2 separate regions of the Mus musculus genome follow, and region 1 is linked to region 2. The links are chromatin loops, found by intact Hi-C in ENCODE. Cell type or tissue: left cerebral cortex. All regions are shown on one strand. Links, peaks and the distances in the headings refer to the core of each region. The heading gives the core; the rest is flanking DNA.

Region 1 (6,602 bases), core at 527-5,526, 180 kb after region 2:
CCTTCTACTTGGGAGATGGAGGCAAGACAATCAAAAATTCAAGGCCTGCTTGGGCTACAGGGAGAGGTGAAGGCCAACCCAGACAAGTCTTTGAGCTTTTTCTCAAAATACAAAGTAAAAGGTGGACTGGAGGCGATCGCTCATCGATGGAATTACTTCTCTGACAAGATCCAAGTTCTGAGTTTGATTCCCAACACTGAAGAAAAGCAGTTTTAAGCTAAGCATGGTGGTACCCACCAGTGATTTTACATTTAGAAAACTGAGATTGAAGGATTGGAGTTTGAGGTGAGCCTGATGTTCAGAGTGGGACATTGTTTCTAAATAGATAAACACAAGAGAACCATGTATTTTTGGGGCTTCTGCACGGGAGGACTCCTACATGGAGAGAGCTGCTTGGGCATGGAGCCATCTTAGAGAAAGACTGAACTAGAGATACAGTGTGAGACCTAAAGTTTGTAGTGAGCCTGTTTCCTCCCTCTGCCCATGTCTGAAGCTTGGTACAGACATGGAATATTTAGTTACATGAAGCATTAAAGTTACTTAATGGCTTTGGTTTGCAAACCAAAGAGTCTGTTCCCATCTCTGGAGGTCAAGAGGCAGGTGAGTAGTTCTCAGTGAACGGCTGGCTCTGCTCAAAGTTTGGCAACATCCTTCACTGTCTGTCCGTAGCTAAGGCATCACTATGCCACGCAAGCAAACCCGTTCACCTTTGTTCTTGTGGCCTTGAAAGTTGTATTCCTTTTTTTTTTTAAAGATTTATTTATTTTTATTATATATAAGTACACTGTAGCTGTCTTCAGACACTCCAGAAGAGGGAGTCAGATCTCATTACGGATGGTTGTGAGCCACCATGTGGTTGCTGGGATTTGAACTTTGGACCTTCGGAAGAGCAGTCGGGTGCTCTTACCCACTGAGCCATCTCTGTATTCCTAAAACAGTGAGAGGGGGGAGAAGGGAGAGGGAGAGGGGGAGGGGGAGAGGGAGAGGGAGAGGGAGAGGAGGGAGAGGGAGAGGAGGGAGAGGGAGAGGGAGAGGGAGAGGAGGGAGAGGGAGAGGAGGGAGAGGGAGAGGGAGAGGGAGAGGAGGGAGAGGGAGAGGGAGAGGGAGAGGGAGAGGGAGAGGGAGAGGGAGAGGGAGAGGGAGAGGGAGAGGGAGAGGGAGAGGGAGAGGGAGAGGGAGAGGGAGAGGGAGAGGGAGAGGGAGAGGGAGAGGGAGAGGGAGAGGGAGAGGGAGAGGGAGAGGGAGAGGGAGAGGGAGAGGGAGAGGGAGAGGGAGAGGGAGAGGGAGAGGGAGAGGGAGAGGGAGAGGGAAATGTATGTATGTTTAGGGCAGCTCACTGAGCTTGGCTCTTTCTGGCCTTATTGTTGGATTCAGCAGAGTTCACTTAGCTTGGGAATAACAAGTGTTTTGAGTTTGCTAGAGACAGATAAAAATCTTATTTGGTGGATTTGTCTAGGGCTCAGGAAGAACGAATGGGGCAGCTGTGAGTTTCAGATGTCATTCCCTTCTTCCTCACAAATTTCTTGAGTTCTGAACGAGCAGGACTGGCTTAGTCTCAGCTTTCAGGAAACTAAAAATTGGGCTCGTTGTTGGCCTGTGAATATTTATATCTGGCTCAGAATAGACTATTTTCTTATTTCCTTAAAAACACAAAGATGCTCATAAATCAACATTATTACCCAAGAAACTGATTCAGGCATTGGGTAGGTAGACTACAGCTGAACTTGGAAACCTTAACTGCAAGCTTCAGGTTTCAACAGTGCTGAAGTTTGAAGCCAAACAAACAGTGTATACACTGGGGCATAGCCCAGTCTTCTGATGCTCTCTATGGCATCCTTATCTTTAAGGTTTGCAGAGGATAAGGGGTACATCACGGTTTATCTGCTCATTATAGGGATATCAGGTGAGATACACATAGTGGAAGTGAGTAACTCCTAAACAAAATAAGCTAGTATGAGACAATTAGGATCCAGATCTGTGACCTGTCAGCTCTCTAGAATCAATGAAGTTGCAATCTGTCAAGCAGCCTTGTACAATGTTTGCTAGAGGTGTGCTTGTTGGTTTTTTTGTTTTTAGAATTGCATTTCACAATACTTTCTAGGTTCTTCAGTTTAGGCTTAATATTAAGTTGAGATAAAACAGATTAACAGGGGAAAATTGTAGTTACATTATATGATGCTCAAAGAAGGGCCAGACATTGAGCTTATATAGTATCCTGAGCTATTATAAAGAATTGGGGGTGGTGGAGGGTAAGGGGGGGCGTGGAAGTGGGTGGGAGGTGGGAACTTGCAGAGGCCTACTTCTTTCATCTATCCCTCTCTAGGGTCTGCAGTTTTCATTGAAGTATCTCTTAACCTTAGCCCCTGCTTCAGAAAGCCCAGCCTTTATCCTTTTAGGTTTATGAGATACTATCTCACCATGTAGTCCAAACTAGCCTAGAACTCATTACATAGCTCAGATTGGCCTTAAACTTGCAATCCTCCTGACTCTGCCTCCTGAATGTTAGGACGACATGTCTGTCCCAGCTGGCTTAGCAGCTAAAGAAGCACAACTCAAACTATAAAAAATTTAGTAGCAAGACGGAGGGGCACTCAGTCTTTTAGAAGGAAACATCACTGTGGAGGAGGATACATCTTGATAAGGTTTTTTTGTTTGCTTGAGGATTTTTTGGTGTGTGTGTGTTTGTTTGTTTGTTTGTTTGTTTTTTGAAGTGGGCAATGGGAAGACTGTAGCCCTGGGCAGCCTGGAGGTGTGTCTGAGGTCCAAGAGCTGACTGAACATAGGAGAAAGGTAGGGGACAAAGAAGTTGACCGTGTCTGTTATTTTATCCATTTCTTAGAGCTTGGTTATTCATATATTTTGACTAGCTCTTGCTGATAAAAAAAAGTAGGACATAGTTTGTATTTTAGACTTTGAGGAATGACAAAGCTGTGCTTAAATCCCAGTCTTGCTTTTTATTAGTTGGTGACTTTCACAGAGTCCCTTCCAAATCCCAGGCTCACTTTTCATATACATGTGTGTGTTTACACACACACACACACACACACACACACACACACACAGAGTGAAGATTGCTTGAATTACTCATTTAAAGCCATTGGGCTAGAAGGCTGATGAAGAATATGGAGTAACCATTCTTTAGCTTATGCATATATATATATATATATATATACATATATATATATATATATACACATATACATATATACATGTATACAATGCACCTTTTTTAGGGGCATTCCATATTAAAATCATAAAATCATAAGGCTCATATTTCATTTGCCATTCTATAATTACTTGTCTCAATTTCCCACTTTCCACTTATTTTGCATTATTTCTTTTACTGCTTCATTTTAGTAAGTTCTAAATTATATCTCAAGAGAAGATTCACCTTGCAGGCCATGGGGGAGTAAAAGATTACTTCTATAAATGGCTCAGCACACAGCCTGGCCTATTGTTGGATAATCTCAGTGGTTTAACAAAATTCAAATCATTCAAGTCAGAGAGAAGAGAAACCTCAGCTGCTCCTTTACATGGGTTTCATGGGTAGACTGTGTGGGAAGGCATTTCCTTTAGGAACCACAGACCTAGCCAAGTGTGTTAGCTTTAATCACTGTGATGAAGTACCCACAAAATCAACTGGAGGGAGGAAAGATTGATTCTAGTTCACAGCTCAGAGCTCTCAGTCCATGTTACCTCTCCCTGTTGTGTCTGGGCCACAGCAAGGCAGAGATCTCAGCAGAAAGGCTTGGGGAGCAGAGCTTCTCCAAGAAGCAAAAAAGGGGAGGAAAATGCCAGGGGTAAGGTAAATCTTTCAGGCATTTCCTCCAACTAGGTTCTCTCTCTCTCTCTCTCTCTCTCTCTCTCTCTCTCTCTCTCTCAAAGATTTATTTATTATTATAAATAAGTACACACTGTTGCTGCCTTCAGACATGCCAGAAGAGGGCATCAGGTCTTATTTCAGGTGGTTATGAGCTACCATGTGGTTGCTGGGATTTGAACTCAGGACCTTCAGAGGAGCAGTCAGTGCTCTTAACTGCTGAGCCATCTTGCCAGCCCCTAAGTCCCACCTCTCAATAATGCTGTATTGTGAATTCATCAAGAGATTCAGCCATCGATTAAATCAGAGGTCTTGGGATCCACTCACTGACTCCTCCAGCAGGGGACCAAGCCTTCTATACATTCCATATCACTGCTATAAGACTTGCCTTTCATTTTACATTCCTCAATCACACCTGTCATTTCTTCTCACAACTTATTTTATTCAGGAACTTCTAAACTGTACCCCAACTCCGTCAGAGATGTGGGTCATGGTGTCATCAGAGATAAAGGTCCCCTCTCTTTGCTGTTGTTTTGCTTTCTCAAAGCGTCTGGTGCCACAGGCAATCATGAAATGAAAGGTCTTTCTTCAGGCAACAGATAATTAAAAATAATGACCTACTGAGCATTGGCTGTGGGCCAAGCAATGAGGCTATGAATCATACATGGATTCTTTAATCTTTGCAATAACCTTGTAAGCAGGGATTATCTCAGATTTATGGAGTTGTATATGTTTATTTTGATTTTTAAATGAAGTGTTTGGAAAATGTTTAGAGAGGCTTCACAGATCAGATGCAAGAGGCCACAAGTTCAGTCTCCAGCTCAGTCCCCAGCACCAAAAGAGAAAGGAGGAAAAGAAGGGAGGAGACAGAGGAAAAAAAAAAGAAACAGTGGGGGCTTGGAATATCAATAAAAATACCAGCTGTCATTGCTGCTATAATTATTATTTTGAAACAGGAAGTAGAGGCAGAGATTGGTTGAGTTTCTCATTTAAAGTCATGGGGCTAGAATGACAAAGGATCTTGGGTAACCATTCTTTAGCCTATGTTAGAGCTCCACTGTGTTCCACAACATCTTGATTAAAGCGACATTCATTAATTGATTAACATAACATATTAATCAGTTGAAAATTCTGTGGTGAAAATTCATTTAAGTCCTATGGCAAGCTGACCATCTGACAAATGAAAGCACAGTTTGGAAGTGACACACTTTCCCGCTACATAGCTGTGCTTGCACATATTTCAGTTTGTATGCATCCCCCAAGCACAGCGTCACATGTTCCCCACTCTGTCATAAACGATAGTTTTATGGGGGGTGGGCTGGGGTGGTCTCTCTGAGATGGAGCTAAGGATGGATGCTGATCCAATCCTGGGCAGTCAGCACTGTGTCCGTAGGATTTAGGTCTCTTCTAGGGATGGCAAGAGTTAGATGTAAAGCTTGGGTACTGCCTTCCTCCTAGCTATAGGGACAAAGGTAGTCTGAGCCGAGAGAAATCAAAGCCAACATAGCAAGGAAAGCATAGACACAAGTTCTGTTTGTGTCAATACTCTAGAAGAGGTGGGTTACTGCCCCACTCTCGCTGTTTTTTTCTGTATCCCTTATGCTAAATATCCTCCACTGTTACCTAGGCAAGTTCTGTGCCTTGCTATGAAGAGTCCTAGACCAGGATAATGTCGGCTACAGATGCTACAACTAAAATTACACTGTGGATCCTGATCACACTTTGTTTTATGCTGTTCCTTGTGTCTCGAATGTTCCCTGTTCTCACAGGTCTAGACTAACTGCTCAATCTTCAAGCCTCCACTTCTCATTAAAGGTCTCTGATCCTACCTGCTAGAATTCAGCAATCCCTCTTAAGCCATTTGTTCTTTAAAGGGTAGGAAAGGAGTGGCTTTCTTTGTGTACTGGAGATCCCTCATGTGTGCTATGATTCTATGTAGATAGCTTCTAGAACAATCACTTGGATTGTTTATTTACTGAGTGTATTGTCCCAGTGTCTGCTGTGGAGGATTCTATAAATCCTTTCCCCCATGACCCTGGGTCACCATGTTTTGCTCTGCACTTTCTCATTTTCCTTCCTTAGCATCAATTTTCCACTCCCTGCTGTGGATTGAGGAACTGATCACCTGTGCTTGCTCCCCCAACCCCCAGTTGTGCTCTCTCTCTCTCTCCCTCCCTCTCTCTCTCCGTTCCTCCTCCCCCTTTGCATGTGTGCAGGTCTGTGTTTTCTTTCTTTTCCTTCCCTCTGGTGCTGGAGATTGGTACTTATAAGGCAAACATTCCACCACTGAGCTAAATTTTCAACTCTTTGCTTAGGAGATGGTTCAGCAGTTAAGAGCATTTGCTGTTCTTCCAGAGGACCCAAGTTCAATTCCTAGGATCCATCCACATCAGGTGGCTTGAAACTGCAATTCTAGCTCCAGAGGTCTCTGGCCTCCAGGGACACCTGCATTCATATGAGCATATGCAGGGTCCTTGAACAGTTAGTTTGTCTTGACTCTGATAATAGGGGAATGAAGAAAGGACAAAGGCACACACAGAGAAGCTTCTTTGTATGATCTGGGCCCTCAAATGGAGAAACACACAGCCTCGGAAGCTTTAAAATACATTTGAACAGGGAGGCAGGGTTATTAGTACACAGCTGAACAGGGAGGTAGGGTTATTTCATACAGCTGAACAGGGAGACAGGTTTAGCTTATCTTGGTCTCTGTAGGGGAGTGATCTTCAGGTAGTGGAGAAGTTACTGTGGACATTTTCTGTACACAGTGTTAACATTCACACTC
Region 2 (6,602 bases), core at 1,057-6,056:
CAGGCAGTGGTGGTACATACCTTTGATCCCAGCACTTGGGATGCAAAGGCAAGTTGATCTCTGAGTTCAAGACCAGCCTGGTCTACAGAGTGAGTTCTAGGATAGTCAGGTCTATGCAGAGAAACCCTGTCTTAAAATAACAACAAAACCAAAATTAGAATGTTGAAAGTCTCAGCTGAAGGCAGACTTTGGGAGAAGCAGGAAACGCTGATTGTGCTGTGTGGATGGGCAAGCACAAGCCACATCACAGCTTGACCCCTCATGTGTGAGTTTGGGCAAATTAACTTCCACATGTCTCAGTTACCTTATCTGTAAAATGGGAGAATAATCCACCTTGAAGTAGAGCGCTCCAAGTAAAGGCCCGAGAAGGTATGTGTTAGAAGATGTGTAATGTGTGGTAGTTGTTAAAATCATTACACATTTGTGTACCCAATGGTTAATTGTTAAAAAAGATTTGTCTTCAGACAAACTAGAAGAGGATGTCAGATTTCATCACAGATATTTGTGAGCCACCGTGTGGTTGCTGGAATTTGAACTCGGGACCTTTGGAAGAACAGTCAGGGCTCTTAACCGCTGACCCATCTTGCCAGCCCCGATTTGTTGTATTTTTAATCATGTGTAATTGTAGATGTCTGTGTTGGTGTGTACACACGTGAGTGCAGATGCCCTCAGAGGTCAGAAGAGGACACTAGTCCTCCAGAGCTGAAATGACAGGGCTTGTGAGCTGAGCTGCCCAACATGGGTGCTAGGGACCAAATGCTAACCCTTTGAAAGAACATTACAGCCTTAATTACTGAGCCAGCTTTCTAGCCCCTCTGGATTTTTTTTTTTTTTTTTTTTTTTTTTTTTTTTTTAAGATGGGCTCTGGGCTGGAGAGATGGCTTAGAGGTCAAGAGCACTGGCTGCTCTTCCAGAGGTCTTAAGTTCCATTCCCAGCAACCACATGGTGGCTCACAACTATCTGTAATGAACTCTAGTGCCCTCTTCTGGTATGCAGGCATATGCAGGAGACTGCTGTATACATAATGAATAAATAAATCTTTTTTTTTTTTTAAAGGATGGGTTCTTGCTCTGTTGCCTGGAGTCTCCTGGGTGTCGTGATTGGTGCATGCCACCCTGCCAGGTTATCAGCATATCTAGTATCTTCTCTTGGGGGTGTGATAACTGATGTCCATTGTCATTTTGGCAGGACAGAATCATCTAGGACACACACTGAAAGAAGAGTTTCTAGACTGGGTTAATTGAGGGGGAAGACCCACTCTACATGTGAGTGGTACCATTCCATGGGCGTGGGGTTCCCGACTGAGTAAAAAGGCAAAAGAGAGTGGAGGAAGCTCTTTGTGTGTGTGTGTGTGTGTGTGTGTGTGTGTGTGTGATCAGCTGCTTCGTGCCCCTGCTGCCTGCTGCCCTGCTGCTTTGATGGACCATGCCCTTGAACTGTGAACCAAACGAACTTCCTTCCTTATGTGGCTTTTGTCATATGTTCTGTTGCAGAAAGTCCTACAGGATAGAGGACAGCTGTGGTTTCTTCCCGTGCCATTACCTACATGCTCAACCTAACATGCTTTTACGTGCTCAACCTAGCATGCCTTTAGTAATTAGGTTTGGGATAGCATGCAATCTATGGAGATCAAAATGGACAAGATGTTGTTTTGCTCTTGTTGAAAGTGAACCTTAATCATAGTTACGACATGGTCAGGGAAAATGACAAGAAAGAATTGAACTGAGGTGGCAGGGTTCAGAGTAGAGTGGCTTTAAGAGAGTGGACTCCAGGAATGCAGGAGCATAATGAAATTTGTGTTTTGTATCAGCAAGGCTAGGATGGTTTGTCACACAGCAACAGACTTAAAAATGGGGGAGGAGGTATCTGGGGCTGGTTGGAGGATGAGGGACCTCGCTACTGTGGTGGCCACTGTGTGTGTGTGTGTCCTTCCCTCTGTCCACTGACTTCAGAAGCCATCAGATGGTAGCTACTTCTCTCTAGCATGCTATTCTGAGGAGAACCCCAGAACCTGCACAAACCTGAAAGTCACACGCAAGTGAAGGTCTGGGATCTTCCCTGAGACTGTTCAAGACACAATGAGAGAGTTGGGCGGTACTCAGTGGCATTTTCAGGGTTCCTGGTGTTGAAAAGGCTGAGGGGTAGTGTGCTCCTTGGGCACATTTCACATGTCACCCTCCGCCAGTGCTACTCAGGACTTCACTGGAAGCTACCAGAAGGGTTGTTGTTCCCACTTTCTGGTGGCTGACCACACATGGATGATAGGGCAGGACTTTGGACTACACCCATGACTCAGAATCTTACATCCTTAGCTCTAGGGAGGATCCCTAAGGGGGGATCTGTGCTACTTTTCTTGTTGCTGTGAGAAAGTACTCAAGGGGTGGGGGAGGCAACTCAAGAACGGGCTCACAGTTAGAAGGTATAGGGTATAGTCCATCATGGCAGCAGGAGCGTGGCGCAGCTGGGTACATTGTGCCCAGCCTCAGGAAGGGGGGGGAGGGGAAGGGGAGGGGGAGGGAGAGAGAAATATGAGGTGAATCCTGGTTCTCTGTTCACAGAGAGCCCTCTAAACTGCACAGATCTGAAAGGTCACACGCAAAGGTCTGGGATCTTCCCGGAGGCTGTCCCAGATATTGCAGCAATGGTCAGAGAAGAGCAGCCCTCACTAGCCAGTTTCTCCTCACCGATTTTTTTTTTTTAATTCCTGGACCCCAGCCCGTGGACCATTGCTGTGCACATCTAGGGCTGGTCTCACTAAAGCTCTGGAAACACAATCTAGAAATTCCTATAGGCATACCCAGAGGTTTATCTCCTGATTGTAAATCCAGTCACATTGACAGTGTTAGCTGTCACAGTGACTTAGGGCTGGAGGCTCTAGGTGGCCATCCTTAAAATGTCTCTGGTCTTGAATGGAGACCATTGAACTTCAGTTTTGTTTCCAGCCACCAACGCTACCACTGATATTTTCTCCTTCTGATAATTTGCAAAAGGAAGGGAGAATCAACTCCCAAGTCCTTCATTAAGACAGGCTTAATGGTGATACACGGACTACACTCAAGAATGGTGCCAGGGTTGGCGTGGTAATAGGCAAATATGGGCAGTCTTCAAGCTGGGCCGGGAATGAGTGGGGCACATGAGAGCTTCCTACCCTTGTGTGGAGCGAGGTCCCCAGAGAATCTGATCAGTCAGGGTGTGCGTGGGTGGGGACGAAGGGCAGAGAAATTCTGTTTTCTGGCAATTGTGCTGGGTTGTGAAGTGCGTTGATCATTAGCTTACTCAAGTTGATTCGTTCCAGGTGGCACAGCATGTGAGAGACAGGGCGGGAAGGGACGAGCATCCAAGTCCTCACCTCGGGGCGGTCCCGCGGGGGTTCCAGCAGGGGGCGCCCCGAGCTCCGGGCCGAGTGTCCGGGCGCGCCTCCAGCCGGCGCCTGGGACCGGGCTGGCCGCTCCGCCCCCTCTGCTCCTCGGCGGCTCTGCGGGCGGACGCCGGGCGCAGGGAGCAGAGCAGAGCGGAGCGCCGCGCACCCCGCCGCGCCCCGGTGCACGTCCAGCTCTCCGCACATGCAGCGCAGCCTTTCGCCGTGAGTAGCGCCCGGGCCGCGGGATTCGACGGCAGCAGTGGCTGGGGTGGTCGGGCATTGCCTGTCTAGGATATAGCCGTTCTGTGGTTTGTGCGCTGGGACGGCACCCGGAGGCCAGTCTGCAGGCTACTACTACCTCGGGGTGCCTCCTAAGCTTGACACTCTGGTCCCAGAGACGGGATGGGGATTGACGGACAGAGGCCTGACATCTGGGCAGGAGAATGGAAACAACCATGCATCAAGTTTGGCCCCCTCAAAAGTCCCCAATAGGAGAGAAACAAGCCCAGCCTCTGTGGGCTCACACCTCCTCCTCCCCGCCTCAGCCCGGGAGGTTGCTTCCTGTGAAATGAACCTCCAGTGTGGCCTAACAGCTGCGGGCAGGTGGAGGGACACTCCCTGGTTCCCTGTCATCTAAAGGTAGCTGGGGGCAGCTCTTTTGGTTTCTGACACTAGTTCCCAACTAACTGGCTTGGCATCCTAGGGGAATTTTGTTGACTAAAAGTGGCTGGTACCTTGACTGCTTCAGAGTTGGGTTCAAAGCCCTCCCTGTCTCCACCTGCCCGCCGGTTAAGTTTTTGGCATCTAAAGTCATGGTATTGATAGACCAGTAGCTGTCTTTGGAGGCTTGACTGAAGTGTCAGGAATGGGTGGGTATCTGTTGCCCCGGGACAACAAACTACCTGCTGGAGGGAATAAACCAGCCAACCCTGACAGCTTCTCTAGAGCCTTCTATTCTGTTAGATGTGGGGGGCAAACAGTCCGGCTGCCCAAAGAAGCTGAACCTTTTATTAAAAGACTGAGTTTTTCTCATGTCAACTCAGGGAGGTGGCTGACCTTCTGAGCCCCAACATCCTTATCAGGGATCATCCAAAGGGGTTCTGTGATGCTAGAGTCTCCTCCCTTCTGCTGGCACTGCTGGCAGTTTCCCCAGACCTGAGTCTGAGGATTCTTCATGTGTGTGTGTATGTGCGCACGTGTTCCAAACCACTGCCTGTCCCTGCCAAACTTGGGCACCTTCTCCTTGGAACTGTTCTCCCAGAAGCCACTGGCTTTCCAGTCCTGAGCCATCCATGGAGGAGTTGTGTGGGTATCAAGAGAAGCCCTGGGAAGTTTGATGGCCTAGCTGTGCCATGGTGGAAAGGTCCCTTTCCCTCTCTGGACCTCAGATTTCTCCTTTTGTCTAACAAGTGACTTAGACCCGATCCCAGTGGGTTCAGACTTTTGTTTCAATGTTAAGTTTTTACCCCAAACCCCAGTCCACAGCAAGGATACCGTGGGATGGGAGTGCTCTGTATCACTTCCTCAGCCTGCTGACTTCTGAGGAAGAGAGTAAACTGGAAAGGTAACTGGGAGGTCCCTTTCTGTGGGGTCCCAGGAGGTCTATGTTACCTCCTAGAGTGTTGCTTGCCATTAAGGCCATGGGTAGGAAGGAGAATTCCCAGGGCCCCCTTGGGAGGATTGTTCACATCCAGATGGGTGTCATCTTTGCAAGGTAGCCTGAGTCTCGGGTCAAAAGGCATAGTCATGTGCCTTGCCTCTGATATGTGGTTTTCAGCTTCTCAAAATTGGTGGTTATAACTCTACCTTCGAGTTACTGCACTTGACTCTGAGAATTTATCAATTGAAATGAGAATTGCTCTTGTGGAGGTGTGATGGGAGGGTGATGAGCTGCCACGGGTGTTTCATTTCGTATGGAGTATCTGAGCTGTAGCCATGAGCAAGAAGCCTGGGCCCTAACTGGAAATTACCATCTTATATTACCTTATAGTACCTGCTTATGTTAGCTACTCCCTAGGGGACAGAGGTGAGAATATTACACCCTTTGCCTTAGTGAGGCTCCAAAAGCATTTCACATATGTCATCTTACTTATAAGAAAGATCTTTCTTAGGGTGTTGGAGAGATGACCCAGTGGTTAAGAGCACTGGCTGCTCTTCCAGAGGACCTGGGTTCAGTGTTCAGCACCAACATGGTGGCTCATGATCATCTGTAACTTCAGTTCAGAGGATCTGATGCCCTCTTCTGGCCTCTTTGGGCACCGCAGACATGTGGTGCATAGACAAACATGCAGGCAAAACAACCATACACCTACAGAGAAATAATTCTACAAAAACAGTCTAAAAAAGAAAGTAGATATTAGTTTACTCCATGCCTCTCACCCCAGGATCTCATATATCCAAGGCTGGCCTTGCACTCATTATGTAGACGAGGGTGACTTTGAACTTCTGGTCCCCCTGCCTCTACCTCTGGAGTGCTGAGATTATAGCTGTGAGCCACCATTCCTGGTTTATGGAGTGCTGAGGATCGAAGCCAAGGCTGCTTTGTGTCTGTTAGGCAAGCATTCTACAGACTGAGCTGAATCCCCAACACTGTTAATTCTCCATTTCGTTTTCTTCTTGGAGATAGGGTCTTACCCTATGGCCCACACTGGCCTGAAACTCAAGGCACACCTTGAGTGCTGGGATTACAGGTGTGTGCCAACCATACCCAGTGCATTTGGCACTGGGGATGGAAACTCGGGCTTTCTATAAAAGTAACTGATAGCTGAGATCTCTCCTCCACCCTGTGGATAAGTCTTCTCCAAATTGAACCAAACAGCATAAGATCTTTTTGTGGGACCTGGTTTCTTTTGTTCTTCGTGCTTCATGCTCCACCCTATTGTGTAGTGACTCCCTTGTTCTATTGATGGGCATTTGGTTGGTTTCAATTTTTAGTTGTTGCTAGGAGTTTAGTTGATGCTACATGGACCATTCTTGCTGCATGTGTTTCTCACAGTACGTTCACAGAGATGGTTCCACAGTATTCAGAGTGATGTTTCGAGGTGTGCACTGCCTGGCAGTGTCTAGGTGTTCTGGTTGCTCTACACACTTACCCCGCAGTATGGTTACTAGGGCTGTTTTCCATGGATGTTAGTTTGAAGCCCAGAAAAACTATCTTGTCCTCAGTTAAGGGCAATGTGGTCGTAAGTAACGGAACCGGGATTTGAATCCAAACCTGTGTGGCTGGATCTCTCTCTTTCT

The links. Hi-C counts contacts between places; a loop is a spot of excess contacts. Peaks named below come from ENCODE experiments on the same cell type or tissue, not always from the same donor. Only the 100,000 strongest peaks of a DNase experiment are listed, where the experiment ranks them.
Region 1: it touches region 2 in a loop (2.4-fold over the local background); 1 of 42 quality-filtered maps calls a loop at or near these places.

Annotation. Positions count from the first base shown.
Region 1 is chr9:66,333,990-66,340,591 of GRCm38, forward strand. No RefSeq gene overlaps it. Among named protein-coding and RNA genes, the nearest start is that of Herc1, 13 kb to the right of the region's middle. In left cerebral cortex, for the core only: no CTCF peak of the experiment used is centred there; a DNase peak (open chromatin) is centred at 3,544.
Region 2 is chr9:66,154,757-66,161,358 of GRCm38, forward strand. Dapk2 (death-associated protein kinase 2) reads left to right here and starts at 3,470. Exons shown (of 12, transcript NM_010019.3): 1 at 3,470-3,584. In left cerebral cortex, for the core only: a CTCF peak has its summit at 3,369 (motif pointing right); a DNase peak (open chromatin) is centred at 3,386; H3K4me3 peaks cover 442 bases.